Regions from separate parts of the Homo sapiens genome. Here regions 2 and 3 are each linked to region 1. Evidence: read pairs that join two places in POLR2A ChIA-PET (ENCODE). Cell type or tissue: CD4-positive, alpha-beta T cell. All regions are shown on one strand. Region 1 overlaps FRMD8 (FERM domain containing 8). Region 2 has its middle 9.3 kb from the start of ENEMAL. Region 3 holds the start of LINC02736 (long intergenic non-protein coding RNA 2736).

Region 1 (8,000 bases):
CTTTGGTGATGTCACTGCTGGGAGGTGGCTATCCTGTGGACCACCTGGCCTCCAGACCCACACTCACAGTCTGTGAAAAACTGAAAATCCCCTGGTGGGCACTCCCTGGAGCCCAAGCAGCTCCCCTAGGGGACTGACCGGACCTGACCTCCCCTCCCTGTGTCTGGGTCTTCAGGTTTTAGTTTGGTCTTTGTTCATCTGAGTTGTGCTGGGGCAACGCCAGGAAGTGCCCTGGGTACCTCTGCTGTGCGCTCCTTCCCAGGTGGCGCCATGGATTCCTCTGGGGGCTGGCGCATGCCCAGGAAAGCCTGGGCCACACGGGACACTCTCTTCTTTATCGAGGACACTTGGAAAGGTGACTGATATGGGTGCTTGGCTTCTCTGGTCCCAGCTTGCCCTCCGGGGAGCAGGGGCTCTGTCTTGTCCCAGATGAGCTGAGAGCCCCTGAGAGGAGGGCTTTCCCAGCCCTGGGACCCTCCGAGGTGGGTGTGCGGGTCTCACAGGTGCTTCCTGGGACTTCCTGTGGCTGCACAGGGCTTGGCTTTGTCTTCGTTCCCGGTGGAAAACCGTGGGAGAGGAAGCTTGGGCCTCTACTCCAAGTATCAGAGCCTGTTCACCCTCCTCCCTTTGGTAGCTTGTGAATGTGCCAGGTGTTTCGAGGTAGGCTTGCCTTCTGGCAGCATGGACTTTGTTAAAATAATAGGCGGAAAGAAGAGGCCTGGGAAGGGCCCCCAGTCTTTTGGAATGTCCTGGTCACAGGGTCATGTCAGCTGCCAGTTCTCGTCTCCCGTCCTGGAGTTGCTCGGTCTTGCGGAGCTGCCCGCCTGCCTGTTCTGGCGGCTCCAGCGCAGGCTGTCCCTGCTGCTTTGATTCCAGGTGATTTTATTTTTTTTATTTTTTTATTTTTTTTGAGACGGAGTCTTGCTCTGTTGCCCAGGCAGGAGTGCAGTGGCGCATCTCGGCTCACTGCAACCTCTGTCTCAAGCGATTCTCCTGCCTCAGCCTCCTGAGTAGCTGGGATTACAGGTGCATGCCACCAGGCCCCGCTGATTTTTGTATTTTTAGTAGAGATAGGGTTTCACCATGTTGGTCAGGCTGGTCGTGAACTCCTGACCTCATGATCTGCCCGCCTCAACCTCCCAAAGTGCTGGGATTATAGGCGTGAGCCACCGCCCCCAGCTGATTCCAGGCGAATTCTTCTCTGATGGGCGGGCGAGGGTGTGTTCGTGTGATGGGTTGGAGTGTGTGTGTCTGAGTACACAGATGATGTGTTTTCCCTTCAGCTTCTTACGTTTTCTGAGCATCCATTGTGCCTTAACATTTTCTGCTTGTCCTTTGGGACAAAGCAGTATTTTACTCATTCTTTGAATGTTCTCATTCTTTTGTATCATGTGACTTATTAAAATCAGTTTCTAACAAACTCTGGGGCAGCTCATGATATGAAATAATGAGGGTGTGTCCGTGACAGTCCAAGAGTTGATTACAGGCTGCATGTTTGGTTTTCATGAAACGTACGTCAAGGTGTGCAGCCCTCAGGCCAGCCAGGTTGATGCCCACGGAGCACCCGAGTGAAGCTGTCTCATCTTGGCGGCTTGTACTCCCAGCCCCACGTTGCCCAGGAGGGGCTCTGGGGTTCCTGTGGGGACCAAGGTGGGTAACTGCAGATGCTCATGCCCTTCCTGAGGGCACCTCATGCTCCAGGCCTGGCAGGAGGCCGTTTGTTTCCCACAGATCCTGCTGTCAACACCTACCTGGGAGGGAAGGGACAGTAGCAGACCCCTGGAGGACTCTGAGCCCTGCAGCAGCCACCCAGGACCTGGGCCTGCAGGATGAGCGCCACTGGGGGATTGGGGTTCACAATGTTTCCAGAGATGGGAGGAGTAAGCCACCTGTCCCTGTGGCAGCGTAGTCCTGGGAACAGGGCCGTCTCCTTGGGTGTCCATGACAGTGAGTGGCACCTTGTCCTCTGTGTGATCATCTTTGCCTGGCAAGGCAGCACAATGCCATGACCATGGGCACCTGTGACCTTTCGTGGGAATAACAGTGCCCAGGCCAGGCACAGTGGCTTGCTACTGTAATCCCAGCACTTTGGGAGGCCAAGGCGGGAGGGTCACTTGAGCCTAGCCTGGGCAACATGGCGAAACCCCATTGCTACAAAAACAAAAAAAATTAGCCAGGCATGGTGGCACAAGCCTGTCGTGCCCAGCTGCTTGGGAAGCTGAGACTAGAGGATCGCCTGGGCCCAGGAGGTCGAGGATACAGCGAGCTGTGTTCACACCACTGTGCACTCCAGCCTGGGCAACAGAGCAAGACCCTGTCTCGAAAAAAAAAAAAAAATTCCGAAAAAACAACTCACTTCGGCCAGGTGCAGTGGCTCACGCCTGTAAACCCAGCACTTTGGGAGGCCAAGGCGGGCGGATAACCTGAGGTCGGGAGTTTGAGACCAGCCTGACCAACGTGGAGAAGCCCTGTCTCTACTAAAAATACAATATTAGCTAGGCATGGTGGCGCATGCGTGTAATCCCAGCTACTGGGGAGGCTGAGGCAGGAGAATCGCTTGAACCCGGGAGGCGGAGGTTGCAGTGAGCCGAGATCGTGCCATTGCACTCCAGCCTGGGTGACAGAGCAAAACTCTGTCTCAAAAAAAAAAAAAAAGTAAACTGATTGTCTCACAGTTCTGGGGGCTACAAGTCCAAAATCCAGGTTTCAGCTCAGCAGGGCCGTGCTCCCTCTGCAACCCATAGGAGAGGCCTTCCTTGCCTGCTCCTAGCTTCTGGTGCCTTGCTGGCCGTTCAGGCATTCATTGGCTTGCGGCTGCACAGCCAGTCTCTGCCTATGTGGTCATCTGGCATCTTCCTTAGTGTCTGTGTCTTCACATGGCTGTGTTCTTACAAAGACACCAGTCAGATTAGACTAGGGGCCCACCCTACTCCACCATGAGCTCATCTTAACTAATAACACCTGCAATGATCCTGTTCCCACATCATGTCACATTCTGATGCACTGAGGGTTAGGACTTCGACATATCCTTTTGGGGGAACACGATTTAACCCTTACCACTACCCTACAGATGATTGTCTTGGACTTCTTTGGGGTTCTTTAATGCCGGAACAGCTGTTATTTTCAAATCCTAGCTACGCTTGGGTTGCACGGGGCAGCAGGAGTGACTTTGCCACCTGCCAGCCTGGCACGCACAGCCTGGCTCAGCCAGCACCTGGATCCAGAGGCCTGAAGACCTGAAGAGGCTCTGCCCAGACTGCCCCTGAGGACAGTGCAGTGGGACGAGGTCTTCACAGTCCCCAGTCCCCAGACTCTCCCTAACTCTTCAGAATGCAGGAAGCAGAGGTGACCAGAACAGTCAACACATGCGATCCTACTGTCCCTTCTGAGGCTGGGGTTTCCAGGTCATTCTCCACTTACAGCAGCAGCTGGGGCATTCCTGCGGGCTTCCCAACCCGGGGCTAGCTGGACACAGGAGGCTCCAGCCACAACCAGAGCCCAGCAAGAGGCTTGCGCAGACCCACAGCTGAGGCTTCATGTGGCCAGCCCCCAGCCAAGTGGCAGTGCATGGAGAGACACACGGGAGGCCAGAGGTGCTGCTGGGACTCAGAAAAGCCACAGCGACCAAGGCGACCCAGGACGCTGTCATGCTCAGTCTGAAAAAACAGTGGTGCAAGGGGCACAGATAAAGCTGGGAAGGAGAGGGCTGGGGTGGATGTGCCAGGGGCCTCTGACACTTGTCAGGGAGCAGGAGTTCCAACTGCTCCCCGCACACAGGGTTGCAGGATTAGCAACAGAGTTACCCATGGAGACATCAGCTCAGAGTCCAGGCAGCTTTTCAGATGACACCGGGGATAAGAACATAAAGACCAGGAAAATGGGTCACTTTGCACACACATGATGCCCCAACAGATGTGCAGGCCACCACCCAACACAAAGACAGACAATAGACTGGGAGGGGGAGCAGTGATCAAACAAGGCTTCCTGGAGGAGGGGGCCTGACAGGCTCAGTAGGATACAGGTAAATGCAGCAAAGAGAGAGGGCATGGGATGGAGCAGGGACAGTCAACCAAAGCCTGTGACTTTGAGCCTAAGGGACACTGACAGTGCTGACCCAAAGGAGGTGCAGGCCTCGGGACAGATTCTCATCGCTCATTCTTCTCCTTTGTGCAGAGGACTTTTAGAGCTACCTGGCATTTTTCTCCCTGTCCAAATCCACCCCACATTTCAAAGAAAGTAGGCAGACTACCCAACTTCACCCAGAATGGGGGTGCAGGGCTGGGCCTGGGTCTGAGGACTTCAGTTTTAAGCAGCAAGTCCAGTGCCGTGTGGTGGCCCGGCTCCTCTCGCCCCCACTGGGCGGACAGCGTGGGTGGGGCGGAGCCTACTCCCATCTGCAGGTTGCTGGTTCGGCTGCGGCCAGCAGGGGGCAGCTGAGCTCACCCTTTCCTCCTGCCGGGCTGCAGGGACAGTGACAGTGAGCAGCACTGCCCGCCCAGGCAACCTGGAACCAGGGTCGTGCCCCACGACAGAATCTCGGGGGCCTTGGGTCTGGCGCTGCGGGCTCACCCGCTCTCAGAGTGGGAGTCCTGGCTCCTGACTGCCCTGACCTTCTTCCTGCCACTGGGCCCATGATGGGGGTCCCCAACTTTCAAGAACACAGGGTAAGGGGTTTGTTTCCCTGGTGGTGGGCGGGGGCATTCCTCAGCTTCGTGATGGGTCCTGAGTTTTCCAAAGGTCAGGATCCATGTCCTGGAAACGGATTCTGCTGTAGATGTGTGCTTTTCTGTGAAATGACAGCTTAGTAAAAATACTTAAACTGGGGCTATTTGGAGACATCTAAGAGGTGGAGTGAGCACAACCTGGCACTAGTCGCCTCCCTCCTGAGGCAGTTGACTGTCCGGCCTCTGCCCCTGGGCCCTTCCTCCTTCCCAGCTGCCCTGAGCCCTCTTCCAGCACCTCCTGTCCCCACCTCACACACTAAGTCTTCCTGCTATTTTTAACTATTTGACATAATTTGCAAAAGAGAGAATAATAGTCCCAGCTCTTCCCAAGGACTTCTTTGTCCGGTGCCCATCTGACCTTGGCACTTTGTTGTGGGGGTGGCAGTGACCCTGACAAGTTCTCCCAGCCAGCGAGAGCACAGGCCTCCCATACAGTATCGTCAAGGTCAGCAGCCTCCCGGGCAGGGGGGTTCTACTCCCCGCAGAAGCCCTGGCACCATGGCCAACTTGCTCACAGAGGGCACTCAGTCAGACCAAGGTGGGTTGGGGCAGAAAAGGCTCCTTCAGAGATTCAAGGACAGTCACAACTGGTGCTGTGATGGGGCCACCGGGACAAGCACAGTGCAGGCCATTCCCATCAGCAGGGACCCAAGAGGAAGTGGTAGGCTCTGGCAGTGGGGGCGGCTGGCGGTCCTGAAGACAGAGGGCTTTGCAAACCTAGGGGTGGAGGTAGTGGGATGTCAGCACCTGGGCTCCCTGCTCAGAGGAGCTGGCGCCAGGATTCCCAGTGGGTGGGCTTGGGGAGGAGGCTGGAAAGGTTAGCACAGGCGAAAGTGTGGGGCCTAGGAAAGCTGGGCTCGCTTATTTGGCCAAGGAGGGTGGGGAGGGTTGGAGGAGGTCTAGGGGCCGCTGGAGGTGCAGGGCAGCCCGGGGAGGCAGGGCTATGGGGCCCAGCCACGCATTCCACAGGCCTTCTCTCTGCGGGAACAGGAGTGAGGACACAGGCGCTCAGCGTGGCAGGGTGGGAACAGGAAGGTCTCGTGAGCTCTGTGACAGGATGGGGCTACAGGAGACAGAGGTAGCAGTGAGCTGGTGAAGAGGCAGGAGGAGGCAAGGAGGACAGGGTGTTCTAGGGTGCCAGCTCAGGCAAGGCTCCAAGGAGTGGGTGAGTGCTCAGGAGGACGGGGGACCAAGGCCTGGGGTAAGGGGCAGGTGCCCAGGCACTCTAGCATGGCACGGAACAGGGGACAGTCCCAGGACATCCGGATGCAGGGGGCTGACACCGCAAAGTTCTTTCCTGTAAAGCACAGCCCGAGGCCTGGGGCTTGGCCCTGGGCAGAGGAAGCCCCCCTTAGATCTGCCTTGGCAGTAGTGAGGAAAGGGCGTGCACAGACCCCACGCAGCCCGAGGTGACGGGTCAAATGCAAGAGTGAGAAGCCCCCTCCTGAGGGTCCTCCCCTGCCTCGCCTTCCTGGTGGGCGGCCTGCTTTCCAGCACATGTGGTGGACCAGCCCACATTAGGTCAAAGTGTTAAAAATAGCCGGAGGGCTCAGTATGTTTGGGGGTGGGGGGGGAATGGGAGGTGCTGAGGGAGGGCCCAGGACAGTTGGGAAGGAGGAAGGGCCCGTGGGGCTGGGGTTGGGACAGTCGGCTCCTGTAGGTGCAGCAGCCCTGGGGCATGCTCACCTCACCTCACCTCAGCTTTGTAAACCAGGGCCATGGGAGACCCCCTCCCTCTGATGCCCTCTCCCTCAAATGCCTTTGCCAACGTGTGGCTGAGAGTGCACCCCAGTTCCCCTTGGCCACCCCAGGCAGTCCCAGTCCACTGAGAGCAGCCGCTGTCCTTCTTCCCTCTCCTGCCTCCTGACCTGGGACCCCACAGAGCTGGGCCTGTCATCACATTTATGGGGCTGCAGCTGACCTGGGAACTCCCTTCCTCAGTCAGTCCACAAATATTTACCCAGAGCCTCAGGGTGCTCAGTGACCTTTACAAAACAAAGTGCAGAGTCACGTGCCAGGGCACAGCAATCCCGGGCAAAACAGACCGAAACCCCTCCCTCGAGGAGATCAAGTTGGGGCGGCGCTTTAGAGTTGTGGTCAGGAGGCTGGCTGAGTGGTGACCTTAGGGCAGAGGCCTGAAGGAGCAGTGGAAGTGGACTAGGCAGCAACTAGGTGAAGAGTGTTCCAGGAAACACTACACTGTCAGAATCAAGAGATGTTAGGGCCGAGAGGAGCCTCAAAATGGGGGAAGCAAGGCTGGGAGGGGTGGCCTACCCTGGTCACATGAGAGGTGGGGGCAGAGCAGGCCGGAGCCTCACAGGAAGAGGCCGGTTAGAGTTGGGGGTGGGGCCCAGCTTGTGTTTCCTGCACTGGCTGCGAGGCGTGAAAGGCGGGCTCCCGGCCAGCACACAGTGACAGTGCAGTTTCCAGACCCAGGCCCTGAGCTGAGGGGCCTCAGGGCTCAGAAAGGGCCTAGGCCTCAGATCTCTGGTGAGCGGGGAGCCCAAAATGGCCCTGGAGGCCACAGCTCCAGAACTAGACCCGTGGAGAATGGAGGGCTGGGGCCCTGCACATTCTCAAGCAGTAGTAGCAACACTGTCATTGTCCTGCCCTTGGTATAAGCCTGAAGAACCACCCTTTCTTACCCGGCTTCTGCTCCCCTTTTCCAGGGGCTCCTGTGGGAAATCCCGGGTACTTCCTGGGACTGGTCTGTCTATATGTTTGGAAACCACAGAGCTGACCTGGCTTCAGAACAAGATGTGGGGCTCCAGGCACCCGGGAGACCAGTGACCCTGATTGGCAATAGCCGCAAGAAAGGGCTTGGAGACAGGGGCCAGGCGCGGTGGCTACCCCTGTAATCGCAGCACTTTGGGAGGTCAAGGCAGGTGGATCACTTGAGGTCAGGAGTTGGAGACCAGCCTGGCCAATGTGGTAAAACCCTGTCTCTACTAAAAATACAAAAAAAAAAAAAAAAAATTAGCCAATGTGGTGGTGTAAGCCTATAGTCCCAGCTACTCGGGAGGCTGAGGCAGGAAAATCACTTGAACCCAGGAGGGAGGGTGCAGTGAGCAGAGATCACACCACTGCACTCCAGCCTGGGCAACAGAGTGAGACTCCATCAAAAAAAAAAAGAAAAGAAAGAAAGGGCTTGGAGACAGGGCCCTAACCCTGGAATCCAGATGTTGCCAAAGCAGCCCCCTCCTGTTCCTCTGTCTGCCTGGGAAGAAGCAGGAGTTGGCCACCCACACAGGCAGGGCGGGCCCTTCACCACCCAGC
Region 2 (8,000 bases), 52 kb after region 1:
CCCGGATTCAAGTGATTCTCCTGCCTCAGCCTCCCTAGTAGTTGGGATTACAGCTGCCCGCCACCACACCCAGCTAATTTTTTCTATTTTTAGTAGAGACAGGGTCTCTCCATGTTGTTCAGGCTGGTCTCAAACTCCCAACCTCAGGTGATCTGCCCGCCTCGGGCAACAGAGCGAGACTCTGTCTCAAAAAAAAAAAGTTTAGGCATGGTGGTGGCACACGTGTAGTCCCAGCTACTTGGAAGGCTGAGATGGGAGGATCACTTGAGCCTGGGAGGTGGAGGCTGCAGCAAGCTATGATTGTGACACTGCACTGCAGCCTGGACGACAGAGTGAGACCCTGTATCAAAAAAAGGAAAAGAGAAAGAACTTCTGTTCTTCAAAAAAAACATTTTTAAGAGAATGAAGACGGCCAGGCGTGGTGGCTCACGCCTGTAATCCAGCACTCTGGGAGGCCAAGGTGGGTGGATCATGAGGTCAGGAGTTCAAGACCAGCCTGGCCAAGATGGTGAAACCCCGTTTCTCCTAAAAATACAAAAATTAGCCAGGCGCTGTGGCAGGCACCTGTAATCCCAGCTACTCACGAGGCTGAAACAGGAGAATCGCTTGAACCCAGGCAGCAGAGGTTGCGGTGAGCCGAGATCATGCCACTGCACTCCAGCCTGGGTGATAGAGTGAGACTCTGTCTCAAAAAAAAAAAAAAAGAATGAAGACAAGCCACAGACTGAAGAAAATATTTGCAAATCAAATATCTGATCAAGAACTTGTGTCTATAATATATAAAGAACTCTCAAAGCTCTTTGTGAACTCACCATGGCTATATCTTGAGAATTTGTCACTTTGGACTGGGCACGGTGGCTCACGCCTATAATCCCAGCACTTTGGGAGGCTGAGGAGGGCAGATCACGAGGTCAGGAGTTCAAGACCAGCCTGACCAACATGGTGAAACCCCATCTCTACTAAAAAATATTTAAAAATTAGCCAGGTGTCATGGCGTGCGCCTGTAATCCCAGCTATTCAGGAGGCTGAGGCAGAAGAATCGCTTGAACCCAGGAGGCGGACGTTGCAGTGAGCCAAGATCGTGCCACTGCACTCCAGCCTGGGCGACAGATCGAGATTCCCTCTCAAAAAAAAAAAAAGAATTTATCACTTTGAGTGGAGCTACTAGCTTCTGGCAGTAGCTAGAATCAGAGCTCAGGAACTATGCCCTTCCTGAAGTTATGGAATCACTGATCCTAAAAGGTTTTTTTTCTCTCTCTTTTTTTTTTTTTTTGAGACGGAGTTTTGCTCTTGTTGCCCAGGCTGGAGTGCAATGGCGCGATCTCGGATCACCGCCACCTCCGCCTCCCGGGTTCAAGCGATTCTCCTGCCTCAGCCTCCCGAGTTGTCGGGATTACAGGCATGCGCCACCACGCCCGGCTAACTTTGTATTTTTAGTAGAGACAGGGTCTCTCCATGTTGTTCAGGCTGGTCTCAAACTCCCGACCTCAGATGATCTGCCCGCCTCGGCCTCCCAGAGCACTGGGATTACAGGCATGGGCCACCACGCCCGGTGATCCTAAAAGTTTAAATAGGACTTGTCCTTCAGGGTCACAAGTGCTGTGCTCTGATCTCTGCCAGCAGAGGTGATGGGCTTAGCTTATATCCCAGCTGTTCCTTCAAACCCTGGAGGATGTGTTGCCATCCCCATCAAAGACTCCTTTCTGTTCCAAGTGCTTTTTCATTTAGCTGGAGCGGTGGTAGCCAGGCCAGCAGTGGACTCTATACCAATACCTTCACTCCGGCCAAAGCCCGAGTCTAGGAGGAAATCTGGAGAAGGAACTGCTTCCAACCCTGACGCTCTGGGCCCTGTGAAATGACCTTGACCATCTCTCATAGGTAATAACTGCCTCTCACTGCAAGTCAACCCTGTACAACCAGCCAGATATTTGTGGACAACACTTCACAGCTCAAAACAAGGTGAACCTAACTCCTCAGCAAACCACAGATGCTCCTGAAAGTCTCCAAGGCCAGAAGAAAACCCCTAAACATATACCACACTGTGGCAACTGTAGCCTAGAAGGTAACGAATGAAGAACACAGCAAATATCTGAGAGTTGCTGCCTGAAGACACAGGACAATGACCTCAGAAGGATGGGGATGGGCTGGAAAACCTCTGGTCTCTACCCTCCTTACAGCTGTGATTTGCTTCTCCCTAGGAAGGTCCTGCTTCCATGCTTCTCCCCATACCCCACTCACTTGAGTGTCTCACACGGGATGGTAACTAGATGTAACACTTGCCAAGGGGTCATTATCACCTACTAAATACAAATAGATGTCTAGCTTGTCTGTCCACAGAGAGGTGAATGATGAGAGAATTCAATCTCCTGGAATCAAAAGAACTTTTTGGTGTGTATTCTACAAATTAAAAACTCAATGACCAGCCGGGCATGGTGACTCACGCCTGTAATCCTAGCACTTTGGGAGGCTGAGGCAGGCAGATTGCCTGAGCTCAAGAGTTCGAAGGCCGGGTGCGGTGGCTCACGCCTGTAATCCCAGCACTGTGGGAGGCCTAGACGGGTGGATCACCTGAGATCAGGAGTTTGAGACCAGCCTGATCAACACGGAGAAACCCTGTCTCTAGTAAAAATACAAAAATTAGCCAGGCGTGGTGATGCATGCCTGTAATCCCAGCTACTCTGGAGGCTGAGGCAGGAGAATCGCTTGAACCTGGGAGGTGGAGGTTGCTGTGAGCCGAGATCGTGCCACTGCACTCCAGCCTGGGCAACAAGAGCGAGACTCCATCTCAAAAAAAAAAAAAAAAGTTCGAGACCACCCTGGGCAATATGGTGAAACCCCGTATCCACTAAAATACAAAAAATTAGCCAGGTGTGGTGGCGCATGCCTGTAATCCCAGCTACTCGGGAGGCTGAAGCAGGAGAATTGCTTGAACCCAGGAGGCGGAGGTTGCAGTGAGCTGAGATCGTGCCACTGCACTGCAGCCTGGGCAACAGAGTGAGACTCTGTCTCAAAAAAAAAAAAAAAAAAAAAACCTGGATGACTAAATGAGATATCACTGCACACCTATTTGAACAAATAAAATTAAAACAATGACAATACCAAATACTGGCAAGCAGGCAAAGAAACTAAATCTCTCATACTTTGTTGGTGGAAACATAAAATAGTTCCGCCACTCTGGAAAACAGTTCAGCAGTTTCTTAAAAACCTAGACATATAATAATAATTATTATTATTATTTTGAGACGGAGTCTCGCTTTGTTGCCTAGGCTTGAGTGCAATGGCGCCACCTTGGCTCACTGCAGCCTCTGACTCCTGGGTTCAAACAATTCTCCTGCCTCAGCCTCCTGAGTAGCTGGGATTACAGGTAATTACAGATAATTTTTTTGGTATTTTTAGTAGAGACAGGGTTCCACCATGTTGTCCAGGCTGGTCTCAAACTCCTGACCTCAGGTGATCCACCCTCCTCGCCCTCCCAAAGTGCTGGAATTACAGGCGTGAGCCATCATGCCCGGCCAACATATAATTATTATACAACCCAGCCACTGCACTCTTGGGCATTTATTCTAGAGAAACAAAAACTTATCCCCACTCAAAAGCATGTACGTGAATGTTCTTAGCAGTTTATTTTATAATGGTCAATATCTGGAAACAATCCAAATGTCCTTCCATGAGTTAATGGTTAAAATAACTGTGGTGCACCCATACCATGGAATACTGTTCAGCAATAAAATGGAATGAAATGACCTGAATGGATCTCAGGAGAATTATGCTGCATGAAAAACACCCATCTCAGGCCGGGTGTGGTGCTTGCAGTGAGCTGAGATAACGCCACTGCACTCCAGCCTGGGCAACAGAGAGAGACTCCATCTCAAAAAAAAAAAAAGAAAGAAAGAAAGAAAAACACTCATCTCAAAAGGTGACCTGCTCTGTGATTCCATTTGTATACCTCATGAAATGATAAAAGTGTAGAAATAGAGAACAGATGAGTAGTTGTCAGGGGTTAAGGAGGAGATAGTATGATAGGATTATGGTGGTGATTACACAGATCTACGTGAGATAATTACATAATATTACACCCAGCCGACTACATTTTTTAAAAATCTTTTTTAGAGGCCGGGCACAGTGGCTCACACTTGTAATCCCAGCACTCTGGAAGGCCAAGGCAGGCGGATCACCTGAGGTCAGAAGTTCATGACCAGCCTGGCCATGGTGAACAAGTACACATGCACTTGTAAAATTTAAATCTAAATAAGATTCCTCGGCCAGACACGGTGGCTCACGCCTGTAATCCCAGCACTTTGGGAGGCCGAGGAGGGCAGATCCCTTGAGGTCAGGAGTTCAAGACCAGCCTGGCCAACATGGTGAAACCCTGTCTCCACTAAAAATACAAAAATTAGCCGGACATGGTGGCAGGCACCTGTAATCTCAGCTACTTGGGAGGCTGAGGCAGGAGAATCGCTTGAACCCGAGAGGCAGAGGTTGCAGTGAGCCGAAATTGTGCCATTGCACTCCAGCCTGGGCAACAGAGCGAGACTCCGTTGTAAAAAAAAAAAAAAAAAAAAAAAATCTAAAGATTTCTGGGATGTACCAATACAAATTTCCTGGTTTTGAAAATATACTATAGTTATGTAAGATGTTCCCATTGGAGGAAACTGGGTAAAGGTTACCAGCCTCTCTATTATTTTTGGAACTTCCAGTGAATATGATAATTTCATTCCACGTTCACATTGAATGACAGCTCAAGCTCAGCTGACCTGAACCGGTTTCTCCTGCAGTGCCTGTCCACCTGCAGGCAGGGCCTCCTGATCACACCCACCTGTGGTCCACAGCGCCCTCTGCAGCTCTCCCACCACTGGAAGCCTCCTGGTCCCTAGAGGGAGGCCAGCTTGAGGAAGCCCTGATTTCATAGACTCATCTTGCAGCCTCATCTCCTCCCCATGCCTTTATGAGCTGACAGTTTGAGGGGTTTTTTGTTTGGTTGGTTTTTGGTTTGGTTTTGTCTTGTTTTGTTTTGTTTTGAGATGGGGTCTCACCCAGGCTGCAGTGCAGTGGTGCTATCACAGCTCACTGTAGCCTTTACCTCCCAGGCTCAAGCAATCCCTCCTGCCTCAGCCTCCTGAGTAGCTGGGACTACAGACATGTGCCAGGATGTCTGACTAAAAAAAAAATTTTTTTTTTCCAGACAGAGTTTCACTCTTGTTGCCCAGGCTGGAGCACAATGGCGTGATCTTGGCTCACTGCAACCTCTGCCTCCTGGGTTCAAGCGATTCTCCTGCCTCAGCCTCCGGAGACGCTGGAATTACAGGCACCTGCCACCATGCCCAGCTAATTTTTGTTATTTTTAGTAGAGATGGGGTTTTGCCATGTTGGCCAGGCTGGTCTTGAACTCCTGACCTCAGGTAATCCAACCTCCTCGGCCTCCCAAAGTGCTAGGATTACAGGCATGAGCCACCGCACCCGGCTGACTAAATTTTTTAAAAATATTTTTTAGAGGCCGGGCGTGGTGGCTCACGCCTGTAATCCCAGCACTTTCGGAGGCCGAGGTGGGTGGATCATGAGATCAGGAGATCGAGACCATTCTGGCCAACATGGTGAAACCCCATCTCTACTAAAAATATAAAAATTAGCTGGACGTGGTGGCACGTGCCTGTAATCCCAGCTACTTGGGAGGCTGAGGCAGAAGAATTGCTTGAACCAGAGAGTCTGAGGTTGCAGTGAGCCGAGATCACACCACTGCACTCCAGCCTGGCGACAGAGTGAGACTCTGTCTCAAAAAAATATATATATATTTTTTAGAGGCCGGGCGCAGTGGCTCACACCTGTAATCCCAGCACTCTGGAAGGCCGAGGTGGGCAAATCACCTGAGGTCAGAAGTTCATGACCAGCCTGGCCATGGTGAAACCCTGTCTCTACTAAAAACACAAAAAATTAGCCAGGTGTGGTGGTGCAGTGGTGCGCGCCTGTAATCCCAGCTACTCGGGAGGCTGAGGCAGGAGAATCGCTTGAACCCGGGAGGCGGAGGTTGCAGCGAGCCGAGATTGCACCATTGCGCTCCAGCCTGAGCAACAAGAGTGAAACTCCGTCTCAAAAATATGTGTATATATATATATATATATATTTCTTAGAGATGGGGTCTCCCTATGTTGCCTAGGCTGGTCTCTTAACTCCTGGACTCAAACGATCGATCCTCCCACCTCTGCTTCCCAAAGTGCTGAGATTAAAGGTGTGAGCCACTGTGCCTGGCAAATAAGCTGACATTTTGCTTGACACCTCCTGAGCCAAGGACACAGACACCCGAGAGATGTCCACAGGCTGCAGAGGTCCAGCTCCTGTGACCAGGCAGCAGCCTCAGTGGAAGAGCACATGTTCCTGGGCCCTACCACAGGCTGATGTGGAGAGTCCCTCTGATTGAAAATGCCCAACTCAGGCCACTCCTGCCCGGGGGTGACTGTCTCGCAATAAGATACAGGGCCAGAAGGATCCAGGAACACAGGAAGAGTTCGGCAGGGCTCAACAGGAGAACAGAAAAGAACTAAAAGCAGAGACACCATGCAAACATGAGGCACACACGCAACAGGAGACAGAGCAAACTGCAGGAAAAAAGAAGGGCCCTGTTAGCCACACACCGGCCTGTGGGCTACAAGCCCTCCAGTTACAGAGCATGGGAAATAAGGCCAGGTCATGCCTGTCCTCACCTTTGAGTTAGGGCCGAGCTGGGCAGAGAATCTGATTGCCCTTCCCTCCCTCTTCAGTTCCTGCAGATCACTTGGTTCTTTTGTGTTTTTTGCTTTTTGTTTTTTTTTTTTTTAAGACGGAGTCTCACTCTGTTGCCCAGGCTGGACTGCACTGGCTCGATCTCAGCTCACTGCAATCTCTGCCTCCTGAGTTCAAGCGATTCTCCTGCCTCAGCCTCCCGAGAAGTTGGGATTACAAGTGTGTGCCACCATACTTGGCTAATTTTTGTATTTTTAGTAGAGACAGGGTTTCACCATGTTGGCCAGGCTGGTCTCAAATTCCTGACCCCAAGTGATCCACCCACCTCAGCCTCCCAAAGTGCTGGATTACAGGCATGAGCCACCGTACCTGGCTGGCTTTGGGTTCTTGAAGGGAAAAGAAAAAGCCCCATGGCAGACCGGACCTGACTGACGGGCAGGAAATCTTAATTCCAGACCTGCTTTCACCTCCTCACTGCCGGACCTGGAGCCAGGGCTGGCTGTCTCAGGGCCTCTGCCTACCATTGCCAGGAACTCTCTGTTGCCAGTCTGTATTTGGAGAGGCTGAAGGGATGAAGGTCCTACCTCACTCTGGAGCCCTCCCCACAGGGCCCCAGCTTGCACCTCGTGCACCAGCTCCTTAGGGGGCAGTGTGCACCCCTGGAAGGACTCCCAAGGTCTGGGACTTGCGACTCAGGACAGACCATTCCCTGCAGATCATTCATCTGCCAATTTAAGAAATGGGAGAGAGACGGAGGCCCGTCTGCCTCCCCTGCCAGCTCCTGCTGATTGCTGGTGGCTGCCTCCTGAGTTCTGGGGTCCCTCTCTTGACAGTGGTAAGAGTGCCAGGAACGGAGCGCGTTTGCTGCACACCATTTGCCATTGGTGCATCGAGCACACTCCCAGCTCCAGGATTATGGGAAGACCTTTTTGGGGTACAGACTTCCCCTCCCTGCAACAAAGAGGAGCTCTTCCATGGCCCCCACCCTGAGGGGCACAGGAGGTCCACGGCCTGGAAACTTCCTATTTCCTGGGGCTGGCCCAGGGCTTCTAGTCTGGCCTTCCATAAGGCATGGGCCAGGATGCTGGCCCTGGGGGCCTCTCAGCTCAGCCCCACGTGCCCCTCTGTGGACTCTCAGTCTCACGTTTGTCAGGGTTCTGCCATTTAGAAATGATCAGCCCACCTCTAGACCAAGTGCCTGCCTGGAATGTCCTGTCCAACTTATCCACCAGCTCATCCTTCCGGGCCTAATTAAGGCCCCACTCCATCTCTGAAGCCACCCCATG
Region 3 (8,000 bases), 73 kb after region 1:
GCGTGATCTTGGCTCACTGCAAACTCCGACTCCTGGGTTCAAGTGAGTCTCCTGCCTCAGCCTCCCAAGTAGCTGGGATTACAGGCATGCACCACTAGGCCTGGCTGATTTTTGCATTTTTAGTAGAGATGGGGTTTCACCATGTTGACCAGGTTAGCTCGAACTTCTGACCTCGTGATTCGACTGCCTCATCCTCCCAAAGTGCTGGGATTACAGATGTGAGCCACCACGCCTGGCCTTTACTTTTTTATGTTTGAAATTTTCCATAACAAAACATCTTTAAGTATTGGAAATACTGACAAACGGTGAGCCAACTTTTCCCAAATACAAAATTATAACAAAATTACCCTGCACTGTCACCACCGTTTCATAAGAAAAAAGTCTTTATAACATCAAAGATACAAGAAGGGCTTGTGAACCCAAAATATCTGAGACAGGTCTCAACCAATTTAGAAGGTTTATTTTGCCAGCCGGGCACGGTGGCTAACACCTGTAATCCCAGCACTTTGAGAGGCTGAGGAGGGTGGATCTTGAGGTCAGGAGTTTGAGACCAGCCTGCCCAACATAGTGAAACCCTGTCTCTACTAAAAATACAAAAAATTAGCTGGGCATGATGGCGGGCGCCTGTAATCCCAGCTACTTGGGAGACTGAGGCAGGAGAATTGCTTGAACCTGTGAGGTGGAGGTTGCAGTGAGGCGGGATCGTGCCACTGCACTCTAGCCCGGGCGACAGTGCAAGACTCCGTCTCAAAAAACAAAAAAAAAGAGAAAGTTTATTTTGCCAAGGTTAAGGACACACCCATGACACAGCCTCGGGAGGTAGATAAGAGACAAAGAGTTGCACTCTTTTCTTTTGAGTTTCTGATTAGCCTTTCACCTAATACGCAATTTACATTTGAGAGGAGGGCAGAGGAGTAGTCACTTTTGCTTTAGTCTGGTTTAGTGAAATCAGAGGTCAGGGGAAGCAATCCGATATGCATTAGTCTCACGTGAGCCTCGGAGGGATGATTTTGAGTTCTGTCTGTCCTTTGTCCACAAGGAATTTCCTTGTGGGCAAATTGTGAGGGAGGCATGTAGCTTTTTTTTTAATAAATCTTTGTAGCTATCTTATTTAGGGATAAAATTGGAAGCAGGTTTGCCTGACATAGTTCCCAGCTTGACTTTTCCCTTGGCTTAGTGATTTTGGGATTCCAAGATTTATTTTCCTTTCACAGGCTTAATCTCTGAATAAAGGACCCTCTTAAAATGGGATGTAGTTAGTTTTCTGGAAAAGTCACAGCCGACGCTCCCAGGGACTGTTTCTGGTTCACGGGCCCTAGGTTCAAACAACCCTTCCCAAACCTTGTTTGTTTCAAAGGTTGAGATCAAAGCTAGTGGGTAGCCAGTGAGGCTGTGCTTGTTCACTCTGTGACTCGGACAAGCTGGCACCTGTCTTCTCTGGGCTGCTTTCTCTCAAAGACTAAGAGTGTTTAGTGCAGAAAGGCCCTCAGAGATCTGGGTTAACCTCTTATTTATTTATTTTTATTTTTTGTTTTGTTTTGTTGTTTTTGAGATGGAGTCTCACTCTGTCGCCCAGGCTGGAGTGCAATGGCACGATCTTGGCTCACTGCAACCTCTGCCTCCCGGGTTCAAGCGATTCTCCTGCCTCAGCCTCCCAAGTAGCTGGGATTACAGGCGTATGTCACCAAACCCAGCTAATTTTTGTGTTTTGAGTAGAGACAGGGTTTCGCCATGTTGGCCAGGCTGGTCTCGAACTCCTGACCTCAGATGATCTGCCCACCTCGGCCTCCCAAAGTGTTGGGATTACAGGCGTGAGCTACCATGCCCAGCCGGTTAACTTCTTATTTTTACAGATGAGAGAACTGAGACAAAGAGAGGAAGAGTGACTTGCTGGAGGTAACAGGGTGCCACTTAAATGGCACAGCCTAGGGTAGAACCCAGGGCTGCTGGTGCCTCGTCCAGGGTTTGCTCCACTCAACGTTTTACCTGCTATGAACTGACCCATGTTGTTTTCGTCATTCTAGTCAGTACCTAGAAAGACAGCTGTGTGGACTAGCTGCTGGACCACCAGGCTTTAAGTCTTGACATTGCTATTTACTGGCTGTGCAACCTTGAGCAAGTTTACTTAACTTCTCTGGGCCTCCATTTCCTCATCTGTAAAATGGGTAGGTGCTGTAATCATGACAGTTATCTTCCGTGAAAATTCAGTGAATGCATGTGCCGCAGTGCCTGCCATGTAGAAAGGACTCAGTGCAGCATAGCTGCATTTTCACCTCCTATATGGATGGTAAGTTCCACAGATTTATTACGGAAAGCAGGCTGGCCTTTAACTTAGGGTCATGGAATGTCAGAGCTGGAAGGGGCCTCTTGAGTTAACTAGAGAGGCGTCCTTTTACAGGAGAAAATGAGTCCCTGGGGGCCTGCGTGACCTGCTGAAGGTCCCAGGGGCTTTTGGTGACAGAACAGGAATCAAACTCCAAAGGGGTCCTCTGTCCTGGGGCTCTGGGCTTGTTGAACAAGTCAGCTGCCCCATCCTCCAATTTATAGAGCCATTAGCCCAAGGGAGTGTCAGTGTTGGTCAAGTAAAGACACGTGGAAGTGCACGGAGCTCTACAGTTTACTAACAGCATTTGCAAAGTTGGAGCCTTACTCCAGCCTAGAAGGTGGTGAGTGCTGGAATGAATATTCCATTTCACAGAAAGAAACCAAGGCCCCCAGGGATGAGTTGGTAACCAAAGCCATGGGTAGAGGCACAGAAATTCCTTGACTACTCTGGAAAATGAGGGAGTTCACCTTCAAGAGAAGAAAGTTAGGTCAGTATAAAATGGCTGACAGCCTCTTCTGCCTTCAGAAAAGTACTTCAACTGCAAAGTCAACTACTAACTTCCAAGGAGGTCAGGAAGGAAAGCAGTTGCTATGGCAACATCTTTGGCAGCTATTTTCATCCTTCTCTGGTTCAGAACAGCTTCCAGCAGGTTCCTGTGGGAGGGATGGGGGAGAAAGGGAAAGGCTAGCTCCAGCCCAGCAACTGTCCTCAGCCAATCTCCCACCAGATTTCGGTGGCAAGAGGAAGGTGGCAGCCAATGAAGAGGCTCGGAGCTTGCATCATCCTCCTGACCAGGGTGGAATAACCAGGAGGCAGGCGCACGTGACCGTTTCCATGGTGACCTCCCTTAGCAACCCTGACTGGTCCTGTTTATGAACGCTGGAAAATTCCAACCAGCCTCTGTCCTGATTTTTTTACCTACTCTGCCTCCGCCTGCTCCAATGCAGGGGTGAAGTCACTGCCAACGTTTAACCCTTTCCCCACGTGGGCCTGGCTCCAGTCAGATCGAGGGTCTGGGAGGGCTGCAGGGATCTCTCAGTCGCCAATGGTTGCAGACAATCCAGTAAGCCACAGCTGTTACTTGCTGCACTGAACCCTGCCTGCGCTGAGTACCGAAAGCAGGAGGGAAGGTAGCCACATCTCTTGAGCCCGGCGCTGTCCTAAGCTCCTGACATCCCCACAGGCCTGAGAAAGGGGCACCACAAACAGGAACCAGGCTGAGACTGAGCCTGTGGACCCTGGTAGCAAGGGCGCCCTCTCTCTAAGAAGCCCTCTGTCATGCTACCGATGTTGCAGAACACCTGGGGCGGAGTAGGGAGTGCCAAAGCGCAGGGGATGAGTGCACAGCAGGGAGACTTCTATGGTCTGCAGGTGAGCTGAAGGCAGGCCCCTGAGGAGGTGGACATTTAGGCTGAATGGAGGACAGGGAGGTAGCAGGACCTGCTGTCTCCAGGACCCCTAAGTTTCTAGGCCAGAGCTGACGGCTGGTGGGTGCAGTCAGCCAGGCTCCAGGGAAGGCTGCTCCAGGCAGGGCTGAGTCTTCACGGTTCAGCTTTTAGAACTGGCCAGGTTGGAATTCTGGCTGGGGGCAGACAGGGAGGGCAAACCACAAACACTTCTGCCTGATCTGGCTGGGGAATCCACAGAGACCACCAGCTGGGACTGGGGTGAGCCTCTCAGAGCCCCTAGCACCAGCCCAAGGCTGCATGGGCTGACTGTGTGGGCGGATGCTGCCTAAGTCATGTGCAGAGCCGTCCTGAGCTGAGGCAGAACTATAAGACATGAACTCTGTTTTCAAGACAGGTGACAATGACAAACAGCAATAAAAGCCACACACCATAGCTCAGGATAACAAGGGCTGAGATGCGTTTGGACAATGAGAAGAAAATAAAAATTAAAAAAAACAGCTGATTCACCAAATGAAGGGCACAGTCCCAGGCGTGCTGGTGACGTCACTGGGCAGGGAAGGCTGCAGGAATCTGCAGCATGGACTGACTGTTCAGGTTCAAGGGGTCTTGACCTGGCTCCTGAAGTTGGGGGGCTCCCACTGCCAGGAGAGTGGCCACGACTGTGGGGAGCAGTGGAGGGAGGTCAGTGCAAGTAGGGAAAGTAGGGATCTTGCTGCCACAAACAGTGGGGGTGGGGGTGGGGGGGGCAGGAACAGAGGAGGCTGGACTGCATGAGGTTTATGGCCTTGGCTCAGGGTGGGGCAGTAGGTGATAAAGAGCCCAGAGAGAGGAAAAGTGACCCTTTGTGACCTGGGCCCTGGTCTCTGTTGACATCTTGGGCCTCAGCTGCAGTCTTTGCTTGAGCAGAAGAGTCATGGAAATTTCCACCCAGATTCCTTTCCCAGCACTCAGTCCCCAGCTCCACATTCTTCTAGGCCCTGCTGGGCTGAGTTCCGCTTGTGGGGGCTGCAGGCTTGAAGAGGCCGAGGACAGCCTCCAGGTCACGGGGACAGCCACAGAAGGCCGGTGGAGTGGACGCATCAGAATTTCAGGCATGTGGGGCATTGAGCTGCCATGAAATACCAGAGCCATCCCCCGTGCCTGACAGGTCCCAGACGCCCCAGGGTCCCTGCTCCTGGGAGGGCAAAGAGGAGGAGTAACAGCCTCCTCCGTCACAGCAGTACTCGAGTCACATCAGCTCATCACCAATGTGCCTCCCCCAGAGTAAGGGCAGCAGGGGCGGAAGAAGCCCAGGGGCACCTAAATATTGTGGGTTCAGCACTTCTGCTCTCCAGAAATGATCCAGGTCCACTGTTTTCTCAGGGGGAGTATTTTATATGTCTATCTCTAGAAGCTTCCAAGGGGAAAAAGTGACTTCAAGGGGAAAGAGGAGCTGGGAAGACCTTGGCAGCTCCTTCCCCTTGCCCGGCCTTCCTTTCCCTACTCTGGGCTCCAGGCTCCACCCCACCTCCTGTTAGGCCTTCCTGAACAGCAGCAGCAGCTGGGAATGCAAAATGACATCCCTATGTTGTCCCTGCCCTTTGTCCAGGGTGAGAGGGACCCTTCCTCGGTGGAGTTGACACAGACCTGCCTCTCTCTCATGTCTGTACTGGGAGTGAGCCTGAGGCCTCCCTGCCAACCGGACTGGAAACTCTGGAATCCCCTTTGTCCCCTTTGATCCTCAGAGGAGCGAGGGAGCCCTGTTAACAAACACATAGTCATCCGAGAAAATGTAGGCTGCCTTGGGACAGAGACTACTGATGGGGTGGTGATAAGTGGCGACTTTGGATACAGTGGCCAGAGGGGTCCTGTGCAAGGAGTGCCCTGTGGTCAGGGTGACGAGGAGTCTGCCTTCTGAAGAGCTGTAGAGGAGCATTCCCAGAAGACGAGCCAAAGACAGCAAAGACCAGGAATCTGGAAGGGCCGGGGCACTAAGAGACAGGAGGGAGGGGGCCCTCATTGCAGGCACAGGCAGCTTCAGGCCACTCTTTCACAGCTTTTCCTTTCTCTTGTCCCATGGCCACCCCCCCACTCCCAATCCAGGCCCCATGACCTCTGGCCTGGGCTATGGCACTGGGCCTCAGTGCCCTCCCCTCTGCTGCCTCTCCCAGCTCTGCCATCCTGCCCAGAGCAGCCAGACAATGCCTCCGGAAGCCAGGGCCTCTCCCAGCTCAGAAGCCATCCTTCTGCCCTAAGAGCCATGTCCATGGCCCTCTCCAGGTGTCCACGCCAGCCCAGACCTCACTGCAGTCTTCTCTTGCTTTCCTGCCAACAGCCACACCCAGCACCCACCTGGCCAGTCATTTCCTCCTCCCCGCACAAGCATTACCAATTTGGGGTGTGCAGGTGCAGGGCCTCTGTTTACCTATTCTGTCTGGGATATTCCCCACCCCCTGCCCCTCATAAAAGTCTATTAAATCCTACACATCCTTTTTGTTGTTGTTGTTGAGATGGAGGCTCACTGTCGCCCAGGCTGGAGGGCAGTGGCGCAATCTCGGCTCATGGCAACCTCCGCCTCCCGGGTTCAAGCGATTCTCCTGCCTGCCTCAGCCTCCCGAGTAGCTGGGATTACAGGCGCCTACCACCATGCCCGGCTAATTTTTGTATTTTAGTAGAGACGAGGTTTCACCATGTTGGTCAGGCTGGTCTCGAATTCCTGACCTCAAATGACCTGCCCACCTCGGCCTCCCAAAGTGCTGGGGTTACAGGCGTGAGCCACCACGCCCAGCCTGGCTTCTGGAATTTTCTAGCCAGAACACAGTCTCTCCTGGGCCCTGTTCCTGTTGTATCACTTCCTGTACTAATCTGTTCCCCTCATGGCTAGACCGAATGCAGCCTGACCCCTTGGATAAGCTTCCAGGAGAAAGCCCACAGGATGGGCAGCCAGGGCGTGAGTGTCCCTACAGCTAACTCAGGGAGATGTCCGGGCCCCAGAGGCCATCTGCCTGCATCTCTAAAAAGTGCTGTGGGAATGTAACTTTTCTGAGTCTTAGATTCTTCAATTGTAGCATGAGGGGCTACTTAGAATTATGGATTTTCAGGATTGGAAGAAAAATCTCAAGTTTTCTTGACCAGCTTCTTCGCAATGCAGGGATACTGCGGAACCCTAGGAAGGTCACCCAGCTTCCAGAGGATACCTGTGGGAATGGGAACTTGCTACCTAGAGGTTTATTCCACTCAAACACTGGGTGGCTCTGATCCACTATTACCAGTTCAGGAGAAGGCCCTGTCATTCTGCGGGCTTCTGTTTTAATCCGGCATTGTTGAGAAACACACCCCGACAAAGTGCCTGAAACCTTGTGGCCGCTACCCCCTTGTCCCAGGAGATGTGTGTCTGTGGGATGTGGGCCACACTTGCATGAGGAAGAATGAATATACGTGTGTGTGTGTGTGTGTGTGTGTGAGCATGCTCATGGAGGATGTTTAATCAGCTTCATGCTGGGTGTGCCAGGCCAATACAAACATCTGCCAGGGACCTGAAGCATGACTGAAAAGATCAGGGACACAAGAACGCGGCTGCGACTCCCTGAGAGCTTCATTGTTCCTTCAGGCCACTTGGGAAGGTTCACTCAGCAGGCGTCTCCCGCGGTGACTCATCATGGGGCAAGGACAGCAAGGGCTGAGCCGGGCTCACTACCCTGCACTGGGCAGGGGGCGGGTAGGAGGTAGAGGGGTGAATGCTCCATCAGAGCTGCATGGAAACCACAGGTGGCCTCTGGGTTTTCTCCCCTGTCTCTGTGGATGGCAGTTGGTTCAGAAGTTCTGAACAGACCTCCAGAGCAAAGCAGTTCCCAGTTTCCCACGCAGTACAGCTAGCTCAGTCCCATTCCACTCCATCCTGATGGGCATTCGAATTTACGTCAAGTCTAAATCCGTTCTGTTCCTGTGGAATGATCTGTTCCTGTGGAATGATCTGTTCCTGTGGGAGCTTTTCAGTATTCTGGTTGTGTGTGTGTGTGTGTGTGTGTGTGTTATAAATTCCAAAAAAGATACTATTCCAATGTATTCATTGAGTCATTACTCAGTAGACACACATGGAGCTTCTACTGTGTGCCAGGCTCTAGTGATCTGGCAAATGACAGCTCTTTGCCTCAGTTTCCTCATCCGTCTAAGGGGAAAGCAACACCACCTCCCCCACAGGGCTGTTGTGAGGCACAGCACTCAATACACGTTACAGAAAATAAAGATGCACATGGAGTGGATAGACGGTTCTACAGACGCAGCCC

The links. ChIA-PET counts read pairs that join two places held together with the same protein. Peaks named below come from ENCODE experiments on the same cell type or tissue, not always from the same donor. Only the 100,000 strongest peaks of a DNase experiment are listed, where the experiment ranks them.
Region 2: POLR2A ChIA-PET joins it to region 1 with 18 read pairs; 34 of 35 experiments call an interaction of 5 or more read pairs at or near these places.
Region 3: POLR2A ChIA-PET joins it to region 1 with 12 read pairs; 35 of 35 experiments call an interaction of 5 or more read pairs at or near these places.

Annotation. Positions count from the first base shown.
Region 1 is chr11:65,412,106-65,420,105 of GRCh38, forward strand. FRMD8 (FERM domain containing 8) reads left to right here. Exons shown (of 11, transcript NM_031904.5): 11 at 1-1,420. Among named protein-coding and RNA genes, the nearest start is that of NEAT1, 6.7 kb to the right of the region's middle. RefSeq lists enhancers at 5,279-5,328, 5,895-6,480, 6,481-7,066, 6,559-6,608, 6,709-7,078 and 2 more, a cis regulatory region at 6,017-7,391 and a silencer at 6,229-6,278. In CD4-positive, alpha-beta T cell, a CTCF peak has its summit at 4,391 (motif pointing right); DNase peaks (open chromatin) are centred at 4,426, 5,856, 6,776, 7,056 and 1 weaker place; H3K4me3 peaks cover 3,994 bases; H3K27ac peaks cover 3,546 bases.
Region 2 is chr11:65,464,207-65,472,206 of GRCh38, forward strand. It overlaps the pseudogene FAUP4. Among named protein-coding and RNA genes, the nearest start is that of ENEMAL, 9.3 kb to the right of the region's middle. RefSeq lists enhancers at 7,088-7,633, 7,954-8,000, a silencer at 7,334-7,413 and a cis regulatory region at 7,743-8,000. In CD4-positive, alpha-beta T cell, a CTCF peak has its summit at 4,801 (motif pointing left); DNase peaks (open chromatin) are centred at 4,825 and 7,375; H3K4me3 peaks cover 676 bases; H3K27ac peaks cover 506 bases.
Region 3 is chr11:65,484,642-65,492,641 of GRCh38, forward strand. LINC02736 (long intergenic non-protein coding RNA 2736) reads right to left here and starts at 3,445. Exons shown (of 3, transcript NR_187301.1): 1 at 3,249-3,445; 2 at 2,885-2,979; 3 at 2,267-2,793. RefSeq lists enhancers at 2,592-6,282, 2,593-3,264, 2,917-3,211, 3,265-3,936, 4,610-5,281 and 1 more and a silencer at 7,021-7,522. In CD4-positive, alpha-beta T cell, no CTCF peak of the experiment used is centred here; DNase peaks (open chromatin) are centred at 3,140 and 7,370.